Linked DNA regions of Homo sapiens: region 1 is linked to region 2. Evidence: read pairs that join two places in POLR2A ChIA-PET (ENCODE). Cell type or tissue: IMR-90. All regions are shown on one strand. Each heading gives the region's core, and the rest is flanking DNA. Links, peaks and the distances in the headings are about the cores only. Region 1 overlaps SLC43A3 (solute carrier family 43 member 3). Region 2 overlaps TNKS1BP1 (tankyrase 1 binding protein 1).

What was found. Peaks named below come from ENCODE experiments on the same cell type or tissue, not always from the same donor. Only the 100,000 strongest peaks of a DNase experiment are listed, where the experiment ranks them.
Region 1: POLR2A ChIA-PET joins it to region 2 with 7 read pairs; 9 of 35 experiments call an interaction of 5 or more read pairs at or near these places.

The regions. Positions count from the first base shown.
Region 1 is chr11:57,407,968-57,413,338 of GRCh38, reverse strand. SLC43A3 (solute carrier family 43 member 3) reads left to right here. Exons shown (of 14, transcript NM_199329.3): 12 at 3,218-3,404; 13 at 4,041-4,164. Among named protein-coding and RNA genes, the nearest start is that of SLC43A3, 16 kb to the left of the region's middle. In IMR-90, for the core only: no CTCF peak of the experiment used is centred there; a DNase peak (open chromatin) is centred at 2,838.
Region 2 is chr11:57,308,466-57,313,783 of GRCh38, reverse strand. It overlaps TNKS1BP1 (tankyrase 1 binding protein 1), which reads left to right. Exons shown (of 12, transcript NM_033396.3): 5 at 1-1,250; 6 at 3,228-5,318. Among named protein-coding and RNA genes, the nearest start is that of TNKS1BP1, 14 kb to the left of the region's middle. RefSeq lists a silencer at 2,304-2,513. In IMR-90, for the core only: no CTCF peak of the experiment used is centred there; DNase peaks (open chromatin) are centred at 2,243 and 2,543; H3K4me3 peaks cover 827 bases; H3K27ac peaks cover 3,031 bases.

The sequences.
Region 1 (5,371 bases), core at 338-5,337, 99 kb before region 2:
ATCCTTTTACAGTTGGTTTGTTCCAATTAGGATCCATGCCTGGTCCATGCAGTGTATTTGGTTGCTGTGTCTTCTATAGCTTTTAAAATCTAGAACAGTCCTCCCCCCTACCTTTTCTTGTTTATTTGTTGAAGAAACTGGGTCATTTCCCCATATTTTGGATTTGGCGTTGTTTTAATGTGTCATTTAAAAGTATTCCTTTCCTTGGGTATTTCCTGTAAACAACAGGATTAGAAGCTTGGAGGAAACGCAGTTTAATTTTTTTTTTTTTTTTTTTGCCGTGAATAACTCAGTGGTAGAGCTATGGGTTTCCTCTGTTCTCCTGTCAGCAGCCCCTGGTGTCTGTTGTCTTGTTACGATGTTAAGATTGATCAACTGGTTTAGACATTGCGAGTCTGATCCATCCACTATAAAGTTTCCCATCAACCATATACTTAGTGATTTTAGGAGCCATTAATGATCAATGCCTAGGCCCATTATTTCATTAGGATCGCAAAAGGATGATTTTCTTTTCTTTCTTTTTTTTTTTTTGAGACAGAGTCTCACTGTGTTGCCTAGGCTGGAGTGCAGTGGCGTAATCTCAGCCTACTGCGACCTCCGCCTCCCAGGTTCAAGCGATTCTCCTGCCTCAGCATCCCGAGTAGCTGGCATTACAGGCACCCACTACCTGGCTAATTTTTGTATTTTTAGTAGAGATGGGGTTTCACCATGTTGGCCAGGCTGGTCTCAAACTCCTGATCTCCAGTGATCCACCTGCCTTGGCCTCCCAAAGTTCTGGGATTACAGCCACTGCCCCTGGCCAAAAGGATGATTTTCTATTTCTATCTTCTACTTTTAATCACTAGAATTCTTCTAGAAAGAAAAACATTCCTTACTATTTTGTTACCCAGAAATAAATGCTTGGCTTACACATTTATTTACCAGTTTGAAATATGAGTTGGTGCCCTAGTGACCTTCAGGGATGGCTACTAATTGTTTCTTTTATAATATTTCATTTTAAAATATATTTGACATGTTTTAATCTGTTCTGTCATGATTCTTCTTGATGCTCAAATTGTCTCACCTTTGGCCATTGAAAACTTTACCAGCCCAGAATCTGTGTCTTTTAGATGAAATCACATTATTTCTAGAGAGTTTCCTTACTTTCTAACACAATTAAATGTTCAGGTCCATTTCACTAGGTGTGTTTCTTGCCCTAGACATGAAATTGTCATTTTTCCCAACTAGCCCTGGGTTTCTTTAATTGGAAATGGTAGAGACTACAGTCTGGATGCTGAGGTTTTTTATTGCTCCTGGGTTGTCACTGCTTTTGGGTTTTGGATAGAGTTAACATATATATAATTTTTTTATAAGAAAAATATCATAAATACTTAATACTGATATTTTTATTCAAATTTTTATTTCCTTGATTTTACATTTGTAGCCCTTTCTCTTCCTCTGATAAACTTGGTTCCTAACATATGCATATGTAAATGTACATACACATATATAGTATTTTAAATATAATTACTGGTTTTACCAATATTGATGTTACTTGATAACAATACAATTGCTAAATACTGTTGCTACTTCTTTGTTTCCTTTTTTCTGTCCTTCCTTATTCCTTTCTCATCCTTAGGATATATCCCATTAGAGATGTACAGTCAAATTGCCATATTTTCTTCTTTATTTTTAGGGATGAGGTCTCACTCTGTTGCCCAAGCTGGAGTACAGTGGTACGATCACGGCTCACTGCAGCCTCAACCTCCTGGGCTCAAGTGATCCTCTCCCTTCAGCCTCCCAAGTAGCTTGGACTACAGGCATGCACTACCATGTCTGGCTAATTTAAAATAATTTTTTTTTTTTTTTTTTTTTTTTTTTTTTTTTTGTAGAGGAAGGGTCTTTGTTGCCCAGGCTGATGTCTAACTCCTGAGCTCAAGCAATCCTCTTGCCCTGGCCTCCCAAAGTGTTGGGATTGTGGGTGTGAGCCACCACACTGGGCCAAATTACTGATTTTAAGGGTCACTAATTTGGTATAGAGTTATGTTCATTGATTTCATTTTATTTTGTTTCTGATTTTTAAAGATTGTTTTACTTGTTTTCTTCCTATTATTATTTTATTTTATTTGTAAAACATTTACATATCAGACATTTACATTTTCCCAAAGGTAAAACTGTGAAACAAGATATATTCAAAGAAGTTTACTTTCCCTCTCTGTTTCTTGTACCCCTTTTCCTCTTCTTTAGGTAACCATTTTTATTTTTTTAAATATAAACATTGTGTAGGTGTATATACATGTATTAGTCTGTTTTCATGCTGCTGATAAAGACCTATCTGAGACTGGGAAGAAAAAGAGGTTTAATTGGACTTACAGTTCCACATGGCTGGCAAGGCCTCAGAATCATGGCAGGAGGTGAAAGGCACTTCTTACACGGTGGTGGCAAGAGAAAAATGAGGAAGAATCAAAAGTGGAAACCCCTGATAAACCCATCAGATCTCGTGAGATTTATTCACTATCACAAGAATAGCGTGGGAAAGACTGGCCCCCATGATTCAGTTACCCTCCCCCACTGGGTCCCACCCACAATACGTGGGAATTCTGGGAGATATAATTCAACGTGAGATTTGGGTGGGGACACAGCCAAACCATATCAATACATTTCCCTCTCTTTTAGATAAAAGGTAGTATACTGTATACACTATTCTGCAGAGTTTTTTTTTTTTTTGATGTAACTCTATCCTGAGGGTGCTCTGTAGCAGGGACCTCTCATGCCTTTTAACCACTGCCTGGGTCTCCATTACATGGCTGCAGCATAGTTGCCACAGCATTCCTGTACTGATGACTATTTGGATTGTTTCCAGTCTTTTGCTATTACCAGTAGTGTTACAAAGAGGATCTGGCTACATGTTCAGGGTGGGGAGGGGCAGATGTGTAGCCTGTCAGGAGGGTATTGCAGTAATCCATGACTGAGTTAATGGTAGTTTAAAGCTAGGATGAGTCAGTGGGGTTGGAGAGAAGTGGGCACATTTGAATGATATGTAGGAGGTGAATGATCAGCATTATTGATGAGTTTGAGGTGGGGCATGTGGGGAAAGGATTCGAGGATGACTCCCAGGTTTCTGTTGGGACAGTGGATGGATAGTGGCTCCTCCCCTTTTTCCAATCTTCCTTGGCCCTTCGCTGACTTCTGTTGGGTTGGCCTACAGAGAGCTTCTTTTTCCTCTCTGTTCGCCCAGGTTCCTCCACTTTGGCGGTGGCCCTCTGCTCGACGGTGCCTTCGCTGGCCCTGACATCCCTGCTGTGCCTGGGCTTCGCCCTCTGTGCCTCAGTCCCCATCCTCCCTCTCCAGTACCTCACCTTCATCCTGCAAGTGATCAGCCGCTCCTTCCTCTATGGGAGCAACGCGGCCTTCCTCACCCTTGCGTAAGTGGCCTTGGGGCGGGCTCTGTGGAGACGGACACACTGGGGCAAAGAGAAGCTGGAGGTAAAGAAATTGGGAGGCAAGGCGGGGCCTGGAGGCAGTCAGGTGCGGGAGACTGGGTTTGGGGGCAGGTGTGGAGGGGGTGAGACCAGAGGTGGTGGGAAGGATAGAACATTCATGCACTTGAGCCTTTACATCTGCGGTGCCCTCTCCCTCTGTTTTCTACCTGGTGAACTCGTATTCATCCTCTGAGGCCCACTTCTGTTTCAGTTCTCCAGGGAAGAAATGGAAAAGTGTCTTCCCTTCTTTGTGCCCTTAGTACTCTAGTCTTACTTCCTTTGCTAGTGCGTGCATTGTCTGGCATGCCATCCATTTACATGCCTGTCTTTTCTTTCCTGGTGCAGCCTGCATGAGGGTCCTGTCTGTTTTTCCAGGGCCCCGCATGTGCCTTCTTCTGGGTTCTGTGGGTCAAATGTCTGAGCAGAGCTGAAGAGGGAAAGGCCAGACAGGTGTGGTTGGAGGGCAGGCCTAGGACAGGGGAGCTGGGGACAAGCGGCCGACAGCCCCCAGAGGCCAGGCTTCTGCTTGGAGGGAGGGTCCCTGAAGCTCACTGGAACCCCTCTGGTTTCTCTCCCCAGTTTCCCTTCAGAGCACTTTGGCAAGCTCTTTGGGCTGGTGATGGCCTTGTCGGCTGTGGTGTCTCTGCTCCAGTTCCCCATCTTCACCCTCATCAAAGGCTCCCTTCAGAATGACCCATTTTACGTGAGTACTGGGAGGATGGGGATCCCTGGCAGGAGGCCTGGGCCTTAGGCCTTGGCTGCCCCAAATCTGGCTGTGATGGCCTGGGTATGTAGCATGGTGCAGCTTCCCAAAGGGTCTGTGTTATTCAAGTATTTGGGGCAAAAGTATTTGTGTGTGTGGGGAAACAGACATTCTGGAGTAGGGTGGGGAATTCTCACGAAACTTCAAGCAAAATCCTGAGACCTCAAAGGTGTTTCCTGCTTGTGGTGAGTGCAGGCCCACCCTGGCCTCTCCCCTAGGCCCACACAGGGTTTCCACAGTTGGCCCCAGGGACAGGACCTCTGTGCTTTCACCTCTGTGTCCTTACACCTGGAGGGATGCTCTGAGGTCCTGCTCTAGGAGGTGGTCGTGAGTCTCCTGCTCTTTGCAGAAACTGAGGCTCAAAGAGGTTACTTACGTGTTCAGAGGCACCAGCTAAGGAGCAAAAGTCAACTTTGAATTCTGTGTTTTGACTACTGCACAGCTCTATTTGCCTCATTTTTTATTTTTAAAGCAGCAAATCTTAGAATAGGAGTTTAAATCCATCACTTGGAGAAAAGAAAGACTAAATGTTTTTTGTTTTTGTTTTGGAGACACGATCTTGCTTTGTCACCCAGGCTGGAGTGCAGTGGCACAATCTCGGCTCACTGCAGCCTCGATCTCCTGGACTCAAGCGATCCTCTCATCTCAGCCTCCTGAGTAGCTGACACTACAGGCATGTGCCACCATGCCAAGCTTATTTTATTTTATTTTTTTGATAGACACTGGGGTTTCGCTATGTTGCCTGGGCTGGTTTTGAATTCCTGGCCTCAAGCGATCCACCCGTCTCTGCCTTCCAAAATGCTGTGATTACAGGCGTGAACCACTGTGCATGGCCAAAAGAGTAAACTTGAAATCTGAGGCGAATGACTTGATTGTGACATCAGGTGACCTAGTAATCAGCTGTGTATTCTAGCTGGTGCCTCTACCAGCTTCCCATGTGACCTTGAACATGTCATTGAATGCTCGCTAGGCCTCTGTTTCTTTATCTGTGAAATGGGCTTGATATTCCTCCTCTACCCCAACCGATAGTGCAGAATGAAAAGTAACTGAAAGTCCTTCCTCCAGGGCACCATAGTGTCTGGGTGAAAAGTAGAATATAAACTCGGTAGACTTCTGGTCCCTTCATTGGTCATGGAATGGACCAGTG
Region 2 (5,318 bases), core at 1-5,000:
CCCATCTTCACCCGCCTGATAAGAGTTCTCCCTGCCACTCACAGCTTCTGGAAGCCCAGACTCCTGAAGCTTCCCAGGCTTCTCCCTGCCCCGCTGTGACTCCATCAGCTCCAAGTGCAGCCCTGCCTGACGAGGGCTCCCGCCACACCCCCAGCCCGGGGCTCCCTGCCGAGGGGGCTCCAGAGGCCCCCAGACCCAGCAGCCCACCCCCTGAGGTCTTGGAGCCCCATAGCCTGGATCAGCCCCCTGCCACCTCACCCCGGCCCCTGATCGAGGTGGGTGAGTTGCTGGATCTCACTCGGACGTTTCCATCTGGCGGGGAGGAGGAGGCCAAGGGTGACGCACACCTCCGCCCCACCAGCCTGGTTCAGCGCCGATTCTCTGAAGGTGTGCTCCAGTCACCCAGTCAGGACCAGGAGAAGCTGGGGGGCTCGCTGGCTGCCCTGCCCCAAGGCCAGGGGAGCCAGTTGGCCCTGGATCGTCCCTTTGGGGCAGAGTCCAACTGGAGCTTATCACAGTCCTTCGAATGGACCTTCCCCACGAGGCCCTCGGGTCTGGGCGTGTGGCGGCTGGACTCCCCGCCTCCCTCCCCCATCACTGAAGCCAGTGAGGCCGCCGAGGCTGCTGAGGCTGGCAACTTGGCCGTTTCCAGCAGGGAAGAAGGAGTGTCTCAGCAGGGGCAAGGGGCTGGGTCAGCTCCAAGTGGGTCAGGAAGTTCCTGGGTGCAGGGGGATGATCCAAGCATGTCCCTCACCCAGAAGGGCGATGGGGAGAGTCAACCTCAATTCCCAGCTGTTCCCCTTGAGCCCCTGCCTACAACTGAGGGCACACCTGGATTACCTTTGCAGCAGGCAGAGGAGAGATACGAGTCGCAGGAGCCCTTGGCTGGACAGGAGTCCCCTCTCCCCCTGGCTACCAGGGAGGCAGCCTTGCCCATCCTGGAGCCAGTCCTGGGGCAGGAGCAGCCAGCAGCCCCTGACCAGCCCTGTGTTCTCTTTGCTGATGCCCCTGAGCCTGGACAGGCACTGCCTGTTGAGGAGGAGGCCGTGACCCTAGCCCGGGCTGAGACCACCCAAGCCAGGACAGAGGCTCAAGACTTGTGTAGGGCATCCCCCGAGCCTCCAGGCCCTGAAAGCAGCTCCCGCTGGCTGGACGACCTCCTGGCTTCACCACCACCCAGTGGTGGCGGTGCAAGGCGGGGAGCTGGAGCTGAGCTGAAGGACACACAGTCCCCAAGTACCTGCTCTGAGGTGAGAATGGGCATAGGGAGAATGGGACTTCTGGGGACAGAGGCCAGGGCTTGGGTGGGCTTCATTCTTTGAACATGGATTTTACATGTCGAGAGCTTGGGCTGTGGTAGTGAGCAAGGCAGCTGTGGACCTGCAGATTGTAGCTCTGCAGAGCCACACAGGACGGTGTGTGTGTGGGGTTTCGTGTGAGGCTCTATCCCAGCTCCAGCAATCGCTAGCTGATTGGTCTTGGGAAGAACGTACCTTAACTGCTGGGCTTCAGAGTGCTTTCCTGATAGTAGCATTGGCCTCTTAGAGTTATATTGTGGGTAAATCGAGGTGGAAAGCTCTCGGCACAGTGCGTGGCAGGTGCTGAGTATTCAGTCTCTCATTATGGGAATATCGTTCAAGGCAAAATAGTGTAGCCATTTAGAGCGTGGGCTCCTGGGTTCATCTCCTGGCTCTGCTTTCCTTTGCCCAGGTGTGACCTTAAAAGAGTGACTTTTCTGCCCTCTGCCTCAGTTTCCACATCTGTAAAATGTGGATAACAAGATGAGTTCTACCTCCAAGGGTGTTGGCAAGGGTTCAATGAGCTGTAATGTCTAAAGTGCTAAGAATAGTGCCTGGCTCATCCTAAGTGCTTAAGAAGTGTTGGCTTTTACAAACGTTATTAACATTGAGCTCCAGACCTGCTTTGTAGACAGGCAGCTGGGCCTCAGAGGAGGTTAGCCTTGTGCAGTTATCCAGCAAGTTGGTGGCTGGGCCCGGGCCAGCGCCGTTTCCCGGCCCAGTGCCCTTTCTCCTACCAGGCTGCCTCTGAATTTAAGGGCCGGGGGCCAGGTGGCTTTCGAAATTTATTTCTCAAGCCGGGCCTGGGCTGCAAGGGGCGGGGCTGCAGGAAAGGAGGAGCCAGGGGGCCTCTGGGGGCTGCGGGGCGGGGAGAAGGAGGAGCAGGAAGGGGTTAAGCTGACTCCTGTAGTAGGTGTGTCTGTCCCGGGATGTGGGTGACTCAACTGGCTCCTGGGCGGGGCTGCCCAAGCTGCAGCTGCTCCGGAGGGAGCAGGGCCAGGGTGAGGGAGAGCCAGCGCCAGAGCCGTCGGACAGGTCCCAGCGCGGGTAGCAGCCCAGCTCTATCCCTGCGCCCGGCTGGCCGCACCCAGCAGCCCCAAGGCGGGTTGGGGGCGGGGGGCCATGGCCCAGCCTGGGGATGGGGAGGCCAGCATGTCTATCCTGGAGCGGCTGCTGGCCAACGCTGCGCTGAGGGATGAGGCTGGCCGGCTCCGAAGCCCTGAGCCCAGGGCTCTCCCGCCCACAAGGGTGAGTCAGGGAGCGTGAGGTGGGGGGTGGGGTGCAAGAAGCCCTGGCTGGGATTTTCCCCTGTGCCAGAGGCTGCCCCTCTTGTCTTTCCTGGGCCAGGGTGAGGGCTGAGAGGTCTTCCTGGGGAAGATTGAGCAGACGGCACTTTGGCTGGGGAAGAAGGGCCTGGGTACTTATAGGAGGATGGGGGTCAGATGGGGCATGGGGGAGGACGGGCTGGAAAAGCTGTCATTGGTGTTGGAACCTTGCCTTGCAAGGGAAGTCGCAGAGAGGCTTTGAATCTTGACCTCTCCTAATCAAAAGGAAAGTGCACTGCCTGCCATTCCTGTGTGAAGACCACTCCTCTCCTGGCTGTTAGCCAAGTATTGCCCAAGAGTTGTAAACATGACCATGGGACCATCGATTGAGTGCCCACTGCATGCCAAGCACTATGCTGAGTGCTTGGTCTAAATGATCTCATTTAATCCTCTCACACCAGCCCCATGCAATAGGAATTATCCTCGTTTAAGGATGAGGACGCTGAGACCCAGAGTGGTTAAGTGATTTGCTCAAGGTCACACAGCTTTCTGTTGCCAAAGTGGGGCTTTCAGGCACTAGGCAGCGCTGACTCTGCTGGATTGACTCCCACCCTGATGGAATCTAATCGTTGTTTCTTTGTCTGTTTTTTTTTCTTATTCCCAGGGACTCCTTGGCTGGTCCCAGAAAGATCTGCAGAGTGAATTTGGGATCACAGGAGACCCACAGCCCAGCAGTTTCAGTCCTTCCAGCTGGTGTCAAGGTGCTTCTCAGGACTATGGCCTTGGGGGTGCAAGCCCTAGAGGAGACCCAGGTCTCGGAGAGAGGGACTGGACCAGCAAGTATGGGCAAGGAGCAGGGGAAGGGAGCACCAGGGAGTGGGCCAGCAGGTGTGGCATCGGCCAGGAGGAGATGGAGGCCAGCAGCAGCCAAGACCAGAGTAAAGTGTCTGCCCCAGGGGTGCTCACAGCCCAGGACCGGGTAGTTGGAAAGCCAGCCCAGCTTGGCACTCAGCGGAGCCAGGAGGCAGATGTTCAGGACTGGGAGTTCAGAAAGAGGGATTCCCAGGGCACTTACTCCAGCCGGGATGCAGAACTCCAGGACCAGGAATTCGGAAAGAGAGATTCACTGGGTACCTACAGTAGTCGAGATGTAAGCCTTGGGGACTGGGAATTTGGGAAGAGAGATTCTCTGGGTGCTTATGCCAGCCAAGATGCCAACGAGCAGGGCCAAGATTTGGGGAAGAGGGACCACCATGGTAGGTACAGCAGCCAGGATGCCGATGAGCAGGACTGGGAGTTTCAGAAGAGAGATGTGTCACTCGGCACCTATGGCAGCCGGGCTGCGGAGCCACAGGAACAGGAGTTTGGGAAGAGCGCTTGGATAAGGGACTACAGCAGTGGTGGCAGCTCCAGGACCCTTGACGCCCAGGACAGAAGCTTTGGAACGAGACCCCTGAGCTCTGGGTTCAGCCCCGAGGAAGCCCAGCAACAGGATGAGGAATTTGAGAAGAAGATTCCAAGTGTGGAAGACAGCCTTGGAGAGGGCAGCAGGGATGCTGGCCGGCCAGGAGAGAGAGGATCCGGGGGCTTGTTCAGTCCTAGCACTGCCCACGTGCCGGATGGGGCACTCGGGCAGAGAGACCAGAGCAGCTGGCAAAACAGTGATGCTAGCCAGGAGGTGGGAGGGCATCAGGAGAGACAGCAGGCAGGGGCTCAGGGCCCTGGCAGTGCTGACCTGGAAGATGGGGAGATGGGAAAGCGAGGCTGGGTCGGTGAGTTTAGCCTCAGTGTTGGCCCCCAGCGAGAGGCAGCATTTAGCCCAGGGCAGCAGGACTGGAGCCGGGACTTCTGCATCGAGGCCAGTGAGAGGAGCTATCAGTTTGGCATCATTGGCAACGACAGAGTGAGTGGTGCTGGCTTTAGCCCTTCTAGCAAGATGGAAGGTGGTCACTTTGTGCCTCCTGGGAAGACCACAGCTGGCTCGGTGGACTGGACTGACCAGCTGGGTCTCAGGAACTTGGAAGTGTCCAGCTGTGTGGGTTCTGGGGGCTCGAGCGAGGCCAGGGAGAGTGCCGTGGGACAGATGGGCTGGTCAGGTGGCCTGAGCTTGAGAGACATGAACCTGACCGGCTGTTTGGAAAGTGGAGGGTCTGAAGAGCCGGGGGGAATCGGAGTTGGGGAGAAGGACTGGACTTCTGATGTTAATGTGAAGAGCAAAGATTTGGCTGAGGTCGGGGAGGGAGGAGGCCACAGCCAGGCCAGAGAGAGTGGCGTGGGGCAGACTGACTGGTCAGGTGTGGAGGCCGGAGAGTTCCTTAAATCAAGGGAGCGTGGAGTTGGACAGGCAGACTGGACACCTGACCTTGGGCTGAGAAACATGGCCCCAGGGGCAGTCTGCAGTCCTGGAGAGTCCAAAGAGCTTGGGGTGGGCCAGATGGACTGGGGTAACAATCTGGGCCTGAGGGATTTGGAGGTGACCTGTGACCCAGACTCTGGAGGTTCTCAGGGGCTACGGGGATGTGGAGTGGGGCAGATGGACTGGACCCAGGACTTGGCGCCCCAGAATGTGGAGCTCTTTGGGGCTCCAAGTGAAGCCAGGGAGCATGGGGTGGGCGGGGTGAGCCAGTGCCCAGAGCCCGGCCTGAGGCACAATGGCAGCTTGTCTCCTGGCCTGGAGGCCAGAGACCCCTTGGAGGCCAGGGAGCTGGGGGTTGGTGAGACAAGTGGGCCAGAGACCCAGGGTGAAGATTACTCC